3 separate regions of the Homo sapiens genome follow, and regions 2 and 3 are each linked to region 1. Evidence: read pairs that join two places in POLR2A ChIA-PET (ENCODE). Cell type or tissue: MCF 10A. All regions are shown on one strand.

Region 1 (4,000 bases):
TTTCACAAACCCCAGGCAAAGAGTATCTGCCCTAAATTCAACAAGGCTGTAGATGACCCCCTTATCTCACATCGTTCCAGAGTTTTCTACTGTGTCATGTGAATGAAGATGTGTCACAGAGAATCCCACCATATGACACCTTTCATAGCCACTCTTCATTCCTCTCGCTGTGAAAACAATCCCCCAAATTATGAGCAACTTAAAAAACTCTTATGAGCATTAACTAATAAAGTGGTGCTCAAAAGTGTTTCCTTGGCTGGGTGCAGTGGCTCACACCTGTAATCCCAGCACTTTGGGAGGCTGAGGCAGGTGGATCACGAGGTCAGGAGATCGAGACCATCCTGGCTAATACAGTGAAACCCTGTCTCTACTAAAAATAAAAAAAATTAGCCGGGCGTGGTAGCACGTGCCCGTAGTCACAGCTACTTGGGAGGCTGAGGCAGGAGAATCGCTTGAACCCAGGAGGCGGAGGTTGCAGTGAGCCAAGATCATGCCACTGCACTCCAGCCTGGGTGACAGAGTGAGACTCTGTCTCAAGAAAAAAGAAAAAAGTGTTTCCTTTTGAACGTGCCCCCCGGGTTTCCACCTGTGGATGTAGAAGACGGGAAGTCTAGAATCCATACTGCTGCTCAGAGGCCATCACACAGGGTACATGGGCCTGAGTGAGTGACCGCACTGCCCTCGTTAACTGGACTAAATAGTATTTTATCACATTTTGTTGTCGTTTTGTTGCTTTTTTTTTTTTTCTTGAGACAGTTTCATTCTTGTTGCCCAGGCTGGAGTACAGTGGCACAATCTCGGCTCACTGCAACCTCTGCCTCCCCAGCTCAAGTGATTCTCCTGCCTCAGCCTCCCCAGTAGCTGGGATTACAGGCGCATGCCACCATGCCTGTCTAATTTTTGTATTTTTAGTAGAGACGGGGTTTCTCCATGTTGGCCAAGCTGGTCTCGAACTCCTGACCTCAGGTGATCCACCCGTCTGAGCCTCCCAAAGTGTTGGAATTACAGGTGGGAGCCACTGCACCCGGCTCTTGTTGCTTTTCTTAAGAGACATTTAAAAATGCCTTGGTAGCAGGTAGAAAAGCAGCAGAAATATTTTATTCTATTTACAGGCACCATCAAACTACCACATGGTTTTAAATATAAACAACTACCAATAAACAAGTAACACCCACAGAAATCCAGAGCCAGGAGGAGACATCTGCATTAGGCTCTGGTGCTGAAAGAAGCCTCCATCACCAGGTCAAGTTTATTTGCCAAAAAGAGAAAAAATAAATAAGTCCACCACCCAATCCCTTCTGGAGCAGCCATCCTTTCCCCTCCCCCTCCACATTCAGTCACTGGAACTGGAAGTCACTTTCATGCCAAATAATAATGACGGCCAGGTGTGGTGGCTCATGCCTGTAATCCCAGCACTTGGGAGGCAGAGGCAGGCGGATCACGCGATCAGGAGATCGAGACCATCCTGGCTAACACAGTGAAACCCTGTCTCTGCTAAAAATACAAAAAATTAGCCGGGTGTGGTGGCACGTGCCTGTAGTCCCAGCTACTCGGGAGGCTGAGGCAGGAGAATCACCTGAACCCAGGAGGCGGAGGTTGCAGTGAGCCGAGATAGCACCACTGCACTCCAGCCTGGGTGACAGAGCAAGACTCTGTCTCAATAATAATAATAATAATAATAATAATAATAATAATAATAATAACGATACTAATTCATTATTAGTGTCATTTAACAAATAATGAATTTGCACCATTTTTAACTTTGCAAAGCTCTTTCACTTTTGTTAGTGTAGCATTTTAATTATGTTACCAGAAAGGAAAGAGTGAGCTGGAAGCTGGGCCGCCTTCCTTCACTCAGCCCCACAGCCCATCCCAAACCGCTCCAAACACAGCTCCTGCAGAGCACCCGCAGAAACCACCCACGTGTGTGTGTGTGTGTGTGTGTGTGTGTGTGTGTGTGTCTGAATTCATGCTGAGTCATGGGAGCCAGTGTTGTGCATTGTCTGGTTGGTGAGGAGCTCTCAGATGTTTGTGAAATGATCCCTGGGGGACATGAGTAAGCTCTTCCTAGACTCTGAGTGCTGAGGTCAGAGATTGATAGAAAAAGAATTAGAAATTTTGAAAAAGGCGTAGAAATTCCAAGCAGGGCAGAATTCCTAAGAGAGACTATTCTTTTTAAAATTACTGACTCTCTTTTGAGGACTCATATCATTAAGGATCTGGAGATAAAGAGAAACTTTGGATGAGTAATACTTTTATTTTGAATTTTAAATATTGCACTGATGTTTTTAAAATAAAGCAACCTCATCCAGATAATAGAAGTGCAAGATGAGCTTCCCATAGTGGAACTTGCTTCCACCAGTGGCTGGTTAACTACATTAATTGGTTAACTAACAGGGCAGCCAATTTGGTCCTTGATGGGATAGCTAGTTTCTCCTTGCTTCTTTCATTCACCATTTATTGAATGCTAACCCTTCATTCGCACCATTTACTAGGTGCTAAATGTGAAGGAAACACAGTTGGACCTTCCCAGAGCTTAATGTTTCATGGAAGAACTCAGAGAAAACCCATTTTAATAGATTTAAGCCATCTGTTTCCAGAGAGATGAAGCTGGGAAATGACCGTGTAACCCATCATCTGTGCAAGACAGGAAAATACCCTATTGTCAGCCATTTCATTACTGGTGAAACGAAGGTGTTCTACACAGATTCGGTTTGCAGGGAGGCAGCATGGAGAATGTACTGGCTGGGAACCAGAAGAATTGAGCTCTAGGACCGTATCACCCTCGAATAAACTCTTTTTCTTTTCTTTTTTTTTTTTTTGAGATGGAGTTTCACTCTTATTGCCCAGGCCAGAGTGCAATGGCACAACCTCAGCTCACCACAACCTCCGCCTCCTGGGTTCAAGTGATTCTCCTGCCTCAGCCTCTCACGTAGCTGGGATTACAGGCATGTGCCACCATGCCCAGCTAATTTTGTATTTTTAGTAGAGATGGGGTTTCTCCATGTTGATTAGGCTGGTCTCAAACTCCCAACCTCAGGGATCCACCCACCTTGGCCTCCCAAAATGCTGGGATTACAGGTGTGAGCCACCGGGCCCGGCCGCCTCTAATAAACTCTTAAATTTAGGTCAAAGGATTCCACTTTCCTAGGCCTGTTTCCTCTCCTAGAAATGGGGGGGTTCAGTAGATGGCTAGAGGCTCCATTTAGCTTCATTATTTGCTATCACTCAAAAACCTCACAGTCCTGAGAAAGGCAGCCATGATTAATTCCTCGTTGTCTTGGAAGAGAACTAGTTGTGGTGCACTAGCCAACACATAAGCAAGCTCAGCCCTTAGCCAGCGGCTGCCTTCCCTCTTCTACTGTGACTAACCACCACTGGACCTTAAGGCAGTTGTTGGAACCAGTAAAAAGAATGTTCCTCTCCTGGCCATAAGTACAAGTGGTTATTTGCAAAGCTACATAATGGCGTTAATTAGTGAGAGTTCACACTTGGGCTTAATGTAAACAGACTCTCCTAGTAACAGACAACTTCAAACAGTGAGGCTGAATTCCAGTGTAGACACTACCTAAGCAAGTGAAGAATCAATTTTGAGGGGAAAATTAGAGACTTTGGGATGGAGTCCAGAAACCATGGGGTGGGGTTCGGTCATCGGAGGAAGGAGAGGGGCCACCTGAATGATTTTCCCTGAGCAGCTGATAAGCATATTAATCTGGGCAACTGAAGATCCCTATCAAACTATTGATACAGCTGTGTTTGGCTCCAAGTGTGCTGAATCTGTGCCAGCTCTTCACAACCTGTGATCTAATGAGCTGAGGACAGGAACTGGGACCTGGCCCTTGCGTGCTCCTTTGAAGGAAGAAGGGAAGGAATCAAAAGTGGAGAAAAGAGGGCTGGGCGTGGTGGCTCATGCCTGTAATCCCAGCACTTTGGGAAGCAGAGGTAGGCGGATCACCTGAGGTCAGGAGTTAGAGACCAGCCTGGCCAACATGGAGAAACC
Region 2 (4,000 bases), 54 kb before region 1:
CGTCCAGTACACCACGAGTGCTCAGTTCCATTTTCATTCCTGTCTTCGCTTCAGCCCTATAAAGTAGGGATAATTCCCTGCTTCACTTGGATGTTGTGAACATTAAATCAAATAAAGGATCTGGCAAACTGTGGAGTGCTCTTGACATGTTAATGAGTATATTATTATAATGTGTATTTGTCTTCTTAGCTCAGCTAGACGGAAGTTTCTTTAGGATTGACAGTCTTAGGGCAGCGAGGATGCCTGGAGTACAGGCAGTGAGGGACAGAGAAGGCCAAGAGGCCAAGCGGAGACTTGGAGGGAAGCAGAGGAGGGGAAAGTGGTGAGGCTGAGGATGGAGACAGTGGCCACATCAACAGAAGACACTGCGTTCACCAATAGTCACTCTGTGGCCCCCACCATGTTGTTCCTGGCATTGAGGATACAGTGATAAACCAGACAGACGGAGCCTGCCTTAAGGATGTACATTGAGTGAGCAGAAGACACCACCGAGCGCCAGCCACCTGGATCCACTCACTCATTCTCATTACACCCCCGCAGGGGAAGTGTTGTTAATTTTTTTCCTTTTTACAGAGGAGGAAATGGAAAAAGGGAGAGGTTATGCAAAATTCCAAAGGAAGGCTACACCGCTAATAAATGGCAGAGCCAGAATTTGAACTCAGGCAGTCTTGCACCAAGATAAATGATAACATTTAGAAAAATAAGAATGCTTACCAGCTGAGAAAAGCATCTTTGAATTATTTCCTAGCAGAGGCAAACAGAAGAGGAACCTGGGAGCCTGTTGTGCACGGGAAATGATGAATGCTGGAATAACCCCCGCTCAGTGGAAGACGATGATCCAAGCTCCATGGAGCTGCAGCCCTTCTGAGAGGGTGTTTGGTTTTGATGACATTCCTGTGTATCTCATCCTAGAGAGCAAACTACCTATTAAGAATATGTGCTGTGTATCAAGACTCAAAACTTTCTGAAGGAGTGCAGTCATGTACTTAACAAAGGGGACACCTTCTAAAACATGTGTCATGAGGCAATTTTGTCGTGTGAACATTATAGAGTGAACTTACTCACGCCTAGGTGGTAGAACCTATTACACACCTAGGCTGTATTGTACAACCTAGTGCTCCTAGAATACAAACCTGAACAGCAGGTCACTACTGAATACTGTAGGCAATTGTGACACAATGGTAAATATTTGTGTATCCAAACAAAGAAAAGATACAATAAAAGTGCAGTTTTAAGGCCGGGTGTGGTGGCTCACACCTATAATCCCAGCACTTTGGGTGGCCGGGGGGGCAGATTACCTGAGGTCAGGAGTTCAAGACCAGCCTGACCAACGTGGAGAAACCCCATCTCCACTAAAAATACAAAATTGGCTGGGCATGGTGGCGCGTGCCTGTATTCCCAGCTACTTGGGAGGCTGAGGCAGAAGAATCACTTGAACCCAGGAGGCAGAGGTTGCAGTGAGCTGAGATTATACATTGCACTCCAGCCTGGGCAACAAGAGTGAAACTCCCTCTCAAAAAGAAAAAAAAAGTGCAATGTTTAATCTTATGAGACAACTGTCCTATATGCAGTCCATTGTTGACCAAAACATCATTATGCAGCACAGGACTATATAAGTCACAGTCTAAATCTAAGATCAACAAACTATAGGCCTCTGTAGTTTGGTCTCTCATCATCCAAATCCGGCCCACAGTCTGTTTTTGTAAATAAAGTTTTATTGGCACACAGCCATGCCCATTGGCTCACGTATGGTCTATGGTTGCTTTCCTGCTCCGACTGCAGAGTTCTGCTATTGTGACAGAGACCATCTGGTCCAGGAAGCCTAAAAGAATTACTATCCATCCCTTTATGTGAAAAGTTTGACACTCCCCCACTCTACTCCACCCACCAGCACAAAAACGTCTGACTCCAAAATGAGAAAAAATGTTTCTCAGCCTGGGCTCCACTGTGGGAAAGGAGGCCTTGCCCAGTTAACTCATTCCCCTACCTCGGGATTTCTTGTGTGTGCATTATCTAGATAATCTTAGCAACTATCCCCTCCCTAAGATCCTCGGTAGTAAATCTCTCAGCTACTTGGCGTTAATTAACCCTTTCAGCCTCCAGAATGGCACTGAGAATCCCCTTACCTGGAAATCTAACTGCAAAATTTTTGTTTGAAAATTTTTTGAAGGTGAATTCAACCTTACATGGTCCCCAGGCAAGGTTTAATTCACCTTTAAAAAAATTCAAACAAAAATAGAGCCTGACCTGTCTCGCTGTCACCAGGCCCACAGACTAAAGGCAAGTCCCTTAGCTAGGGGCTCATGGAGGCCTGGGGAGACCGGGGTGAACCCACAGCTGAGTGGGGGTTAAGAGCAGTGGACCTCAGCGCCCGGACGCTTACTCACAGCTCAAAGCTGGGCGAGTCCCTGCACCAGGAGCTGCATGTCCACCTCTGCCCATGGAACGTACAGGAATGTGCATGTTGAAACCAGGGTTGATATCCAAATTCCCCCGGGGAATCCTGCCCTTGGAAAGTTTTGTTTCATGGTGTGAGCAGCCCTCTTCAGCAGCACAGTGACGGGGGCATGGGCTAGAAGGAATTGTTTAGCAAATAAGCTCAAGAATGTCACAGGCAGAGGGGGCAAACAGTGGCATTCTCACTCCCATTTCTCACACACCTGCTCAGGGTGGGGTGAAACAAGGACCTGTTGAGGCAAAGATCGTGAAGTCCCTGTTTGATCTCTGTGGGCAAAAAGCACAAGAATGAGATGCAATTCTGTTACTATTAAGTTCAGGAAGAGGTTTTTCCAAGTTGAAAGGACGGTGTATCACCCACTTATAGCAGACACAGGCTACAGTTGGTTCTTGTGTATTTGTGGGAGATGGGGAATGTTAGTTTTGAAGTGCCAGCTAGTACCCATAAGGTTGCTTGTGTTTTGGGGGTTTTTTGTTGTTTTTGTTTTGTTGTTGTTGTTTTTATTTATTTTGCTATCTGTCTATTTTTGCAGTGGGTTTTTCCCTAGGAATGGTCTCAGCTAATCAAAATATGAAAGGTGCTAGAAGTGTAACATGAGAGTAGCAATGTCAGGTGGCAGGGAAGGCTGCATGCTCCCCTTGGCAGGCAGCTGGAGCCCTCCTAGTAAAACAGTGGTAGATGGCATGGGTGGAGCATTTGCCATGGCCGCACCTGTGCAAGATGTTTTCCAGGCATTACCTCAGTTGGCCATGTCATAGGGATTCTGCAAAGTACCTGTGAGCCATGCATATGCCCCCATAACACGGGTGAGAAAACTGAGGTGCAGGCAAGTGAGGTAACATTCTGAGTCTGGGCTCCATCCAAAGCAGCGCCTGAGACAGACTTGGGTACAAGCAGGTAACTTGGGAGTTGATCCCAGGAAGCATGAGGGACAGGAAAACAGGGGATGTCAACATAAGGTTGTATGAGATGCATGACGTCCCCAGAATTGTGCAACTAAAGGAGAACACGTCTGCACTAGCTTTCAGCCTGGCGTTACCTCTTCAGGGCAGAAAGCAAAAAGGCCTGCAGGACACTCTTGAGGCACAAGATGGCCACATCTTCGGCTGTAGTCACAGGGGGACTGAAGTGGTAAAACACGGGAGCAGTGGTGTCTGTTGCTGCAACACATGGGGAAGAATTCAAATTTGGGTCTCTAATTCAGAGACTATTCTCTCCATCACCACCCTCCCATTTGACTGGCCCTGGGGAGCAGAGCTTTTGCTGGGCTGCCCAGAGGACAGGAGGCCTCTGCCTGATCTTGCTGGGCTCACCACCTGCCTCCTTGAGCACTTGGTTCCAAGTGTGGAGAAGTCTGGCCTATATGCCCCCATCAAAATGCAATTTGTCCTGCTGGCAGGGTGAAGATTGTCCACCTTGATGAAGTTAGACACGCTAAAAGTCCAAAGCTGCATGGTTCTGCAGGCTTTGCACTGTATGACCCCAGAAACACTGTTCCCCAGATAGCAAAGTGAGTGGTGCCCCCTAGAGTTGTGCAGTGAA
Region 3 (4,000 bases), 140 kb before region 1:
TGCTGCCCAGGCTAATCTTGAACTCCTAGGCTCAACCAATCCTCCTGCCCTGGCCTCCCGAAGTGCTGGGCTTACAGGTGTGCACTATCACGCTCAGCTGACACTTGTTTTAGAAGTGGATTTTTCAGTATTAGCACTATTAACATTTGGGGCTGGATCCTTCTCTGCTGTGAGGCTGTCCTGTGCCCTGTAGAATGGTCAGCAAGATCCCTGGTCACTACCAGATGCCAGCAGCACTTCTCCCCCTGAGTTGTGACACCTCAAAAATGTCTCTGCACATTGACAAATTGTTCCTGGGGAGATGGGGTGGGAAAATTACCCCCAGTTGAGAACCACTATTTTAGATGTATTAATATTATACCTGTAGGTTAAAGTTTTTTATCCTAATGATAATAATTACACAAAAACTAATAATTAATGTTATAAAAGTAGCACAGAAAGTAGCTAGGCTCTAAAGGAAACTTGGAGATTCCAACTCCTACCGTCCCACCTGCAAAAGTTTTGGAACGTTGTTAAAATGCAAGGTGGTCCATATCACAGCCGTGGAACGCTGGCAAAAGCAATGCAGAAATCAGCCAGAGAAGCAAAAAGAGTCCTGAGGCTACAAGTCAGGAGATGAGGTCCTGGTCTTAGCCCTGGTCTGCGAGGAGTGTGACAATAGATAAGTCACGTTATTTTTTTATTTTTTATTTTTTAATTTTACTTTAAGTTCCGGGATTCATGTGCAGAACGTGCAGGTTTCTTACATAGGTATACATGTGCCATGGTGGTTTGCTGCACCCGTCAACCCATCATCTAGGTTTTAAGCCCCACATGCATTAGGTATTTGTCCTAATGCCCTCCCTCCCCTTGCCCCTCAACCCCTGACAGGCCCTGGTATGTGATGTTCCCCTCCCTGTGTCCATGTGTTCTCATTGTTCAACTCCCACTTATGAGTGAGAACATGTGGTGTTTGGTTTTCTGTTCTTGTGTTAGTTTGCTGAGAATGATGGCTTCCAGCTTCATCCATGTCCCTGGACATGAACTCATTCTTTTTTATAGCTGCATAGTATTCCATGGTGTATATGTGCTGCATTTTCTTTATCCAGTCTATCACTGATGGGCATTTGGGTTGGTTCCAAGTCTTTGCTATTGTAAGTATTACTGCAATAAACATACGTGTGCATGTGTCTTTAGAGTGGAAAGATTTATCATCCTTTGGGTATATACCCAGTAATGGGATTGCTGGGTCAAATGGTATTTCTGGTTCTAGATCCTTAAGGAATCGCCACACTGTCTTCCACATTGGTTGAACTAATTTACACTCCCACCAACAGTGTAAATGCATTCCTGCTTCTCCACAGCCTCGCCAGCATCTATTATTTCCTGGATAAGTCACTTTAAATTTGGCCCTTAACTTGTTCCTTCTTACAACGAAGTAATTGGACTAAAGATGTAGTGGTTTTCCATGTTTCTTCTGCTATGACCCATGTTGACATTGGAGACACTTCCACTGATACATCCCAGTGTAGACAGCCTTTGTCGTTTAATGTTCTGGTAGAAAATGCAATTTCTAATTTGTAGTCGAAGGTGGCCCTTTCTCATAACTGGGATCAGGACTCTGAATGTGTTCTGATATCCTGGGTGAGAACTTCTGAAATATATAATCCTCACTATTTCTTCTAGTGCTAAAATTCGAGAGTCAAAGAAGCTTCTTATTCTGCCCTGTTTGCCTGTCAACAAATACAATGAACAACATCCTTATTCCCCGATTTTCTGCCTCTGTTACTTACCAGCAGGCCACTCGCCCTCCAAACTGCCTCTTCATAAAATCTGCCATTACTGCTCATCGCTCTGGCCCAGCAGGTGATGAATTCAGTCCATGCCATTAAGCTTCCCTGTGGATGAGTCATCTATTTTTACAAGTTGCTGGTTGCGAGACTAGAGCATAACTTACGGGTTTGTAAATATTTTGGCATCTTCCTTTGTCAAAAGATACTGTGAGACCCAGTGATTCACAAGGTTGTCCTGACACTTTCCCCTCCTCCACCAGCATTTTGAAACATTGTTATCCGGTTTGGTACAAGTTCTTTCAGCTATCACTCCTGCAGGTGTTGGTTTGAAGTTACATAAAGAACAGATTTTCATCTTTCAATAAGTGGCTGGATAGGCTAAACTCAGGCTATAATTTATTACTCTTGGCTGCAATCCATCCATTTGTCTCTGTCCTTGGAGGGAGGTGTTTAATCTCCCTTTGGCTCAGCTTTGGAAGGGACTCACTGATTTGTTGAAAAGTTCATTAGACACCGATGGAGCCCCTGCTGTATGCCAAGAATTGCACTAGGTGCTGGGGATATAAAGATGAATATGACTTGCTCTCAAAGAATGCGTCCGTCTAATGAGGCTGTGGCTGTAACTCAACCATTGCCACACAGCATGGTGAGCAGTAGAAATGAAACAAGCTCACATTATGTGGGTGGTGCAAAAGAAAATGACCCATTTTTCCTAGTGAGATAGGAGGCTTTGTAGAGGAAATTTCACTTGAGCTGTGTCCTACAAGATGGGCAGCAGTTTTCCATGGGGAAAATAAGTGGGGAATAATAATAGGTAGAAAGGCATGGAGGCTTGAAACAGTATGGGGAGTTTAGGGAACTGCAGGCCTGCACCTTGTGGCATAGGTGTGTATGTGCAAGTGTGTAAATGTGTGCGCACACACGCACGTGGGTGCTGTGGGAGAACAGCTGAGGGATGAGGTGGCAGCAGATGAAAATGAGAGGCCGGGTGCAGTGGCTCACGCCTGTAATCCCAGCGCTTTGGGAGGCTGAGACGGGCAGATCATGAGGTCAGGAGTTCGAGACCAGCCTGGCCAACATGGCGAAACCCTATTTCTACAAAAAATACAAAAAAATCAGCTGGGCGTGGTGGTGCATGCCTGTAGTCCCCGCTACTCAGGAGGCTGAGGCAGGAGAATCGCTTGAACCCGGGAGGCAGAGGTTGCAGTGAGCCGAGATTGTGCCACTGCACTCCAGCCTGTGCAACCAAATGAGACTCAGTCTTAAAAAAAAAAAGTATAAAAAAATGAGATAGGCAGAGACCAGTCATGAAAAGACTTGCATGGTGCAATAAAGGGTTTGAATTTATTCACAATAGAGAACTTTTGAAGGATTTTAAGACAGGAATCAGCATTATGGGATTTGCCCTTTAGGAAAATATCCAAGGACCAGGGTTGGGGGCTGGACTCAAGAGGAACCTGGGAAGCATTTGGGAGGTGGGACATAGTGGACAATTTTCCTCAGTAAGGGAGGGGAGAGAGAGCTGGAAGGCTAGAATGGCGTCTAGGTATCAGCCCTGAGGACCTGGTGGATGAGGGTGCCCTTTGCCAAGAAGGAGAACACAGAGAAGGGAAGAGGTGTGGGGAAAAGATCATGACTTTTGTTGGGAATATGTTGAGTGTGAAGTGTCTGTATAGCACCAGGTGCAAAGGTCTAGTTCTCCATCTCTAATAAGAAGCCTCATCGTGGAAATGTGATTAAAATTAAAATCCACGTTGAAATCCTCAGACGAAAGGTGCCATGGAAGTGCAAAGAATCATTATTTAGTGTCTTATGGGCTGTCCTTATTGCCTAGAACACTCTCCTCGTCTTGATTCTAATTGCCTCTGATGCCTGTCTTATCATATTCTAGACATGAAAAAAACAAGTGTCTCGAATGTCAGCTGCGGGACGGGCTTGTGCAAGGAGGGCTCTGAAGCTCTGGGAGAGGCAGCTTGGACTCAGAGAGGTGGGGAAGGTTCTGTTCTCAGTCCTGTGAGTTTGAGCCTTAACCTCTTTCACTCAATCACTAGGTCAGTCTCTGCTCCTTGTTTTGGTTTGTTTTATCAGAACTTAACAACATTCAAGATTTCTTCTTTCCTGATCACCTGCTGCATGGCTGGTATTGGGGATTTAATGCTGAACAGACCGACATGATCCCTGTCCTCACAGAATAAATTGTCTAATAGAGGCAGGAGAATGGCGTGAAC

The links. ChIA-PET counts read pairs that join two places held together with the same protein. Peaks named below come from ENCODE experiments on the same cell type or tissue, not always from the same donor. Only the 100,000 strongest peaks of a DNase experiment are listed, where the experiment ranks them.
Region 2: POLR2A ChIA-PET joins it to region 1 with 9 read pairs; 6 of 35 experiments call an interaction of 5 or more read pairs at or near these places.
Region 3: POLR2A ChIA-PET joins it to region 1 with 9 read pairs; 1 of 35 experiments calls an interaction of 5 or more read pairs at or near these places.

Annotation. Positions count from the first base shown.
Region 1 is chr6:3,471,276-3,475,275 of GRCh38, reverse strand. No RefSeq gene overlaps it. Among named protein-coding and RNA genes, the nearest start is that of SLC22A23, 16 kb to the right of the region's middle. RefSeq lists an enhancer at 1,847-2,141 and a cis regulatory region at 1,752-2,232. In MCF 10A, no CTCF peak of the experiment used is centred here; a DNase peak (open chromatin) is centred at 2,005.
Region 2 is chr6:3,525,587-3,529,586 of GRCh38, reverse strand. No RefSeq gene overlaps it. Among named protein-coding and RNA genes, the nearest start is that of SLC22A23, 71 kb to the right of the region's middle. In MCF 10A, no CTCF peak of the experiment used is centred here; DNase peaks (open chromatin) are centred at 2,456 and 3,446.
Region 3 is chr6:3,610,816-3,614,815 of GRCh38, reverse strand. All of the region lies in intron 3 of LOC100507336 (a long non-coding RNA gene), which reads left to right. Among named protein-coding and RNA genes, the nearest start is that of PXDC1, 140 kb to the left of the region's middle. In MCF 10A, a CTCF peak has its summit at 2,642; DNase peaks (open chromatin) are centred at 1,975 and 2,315.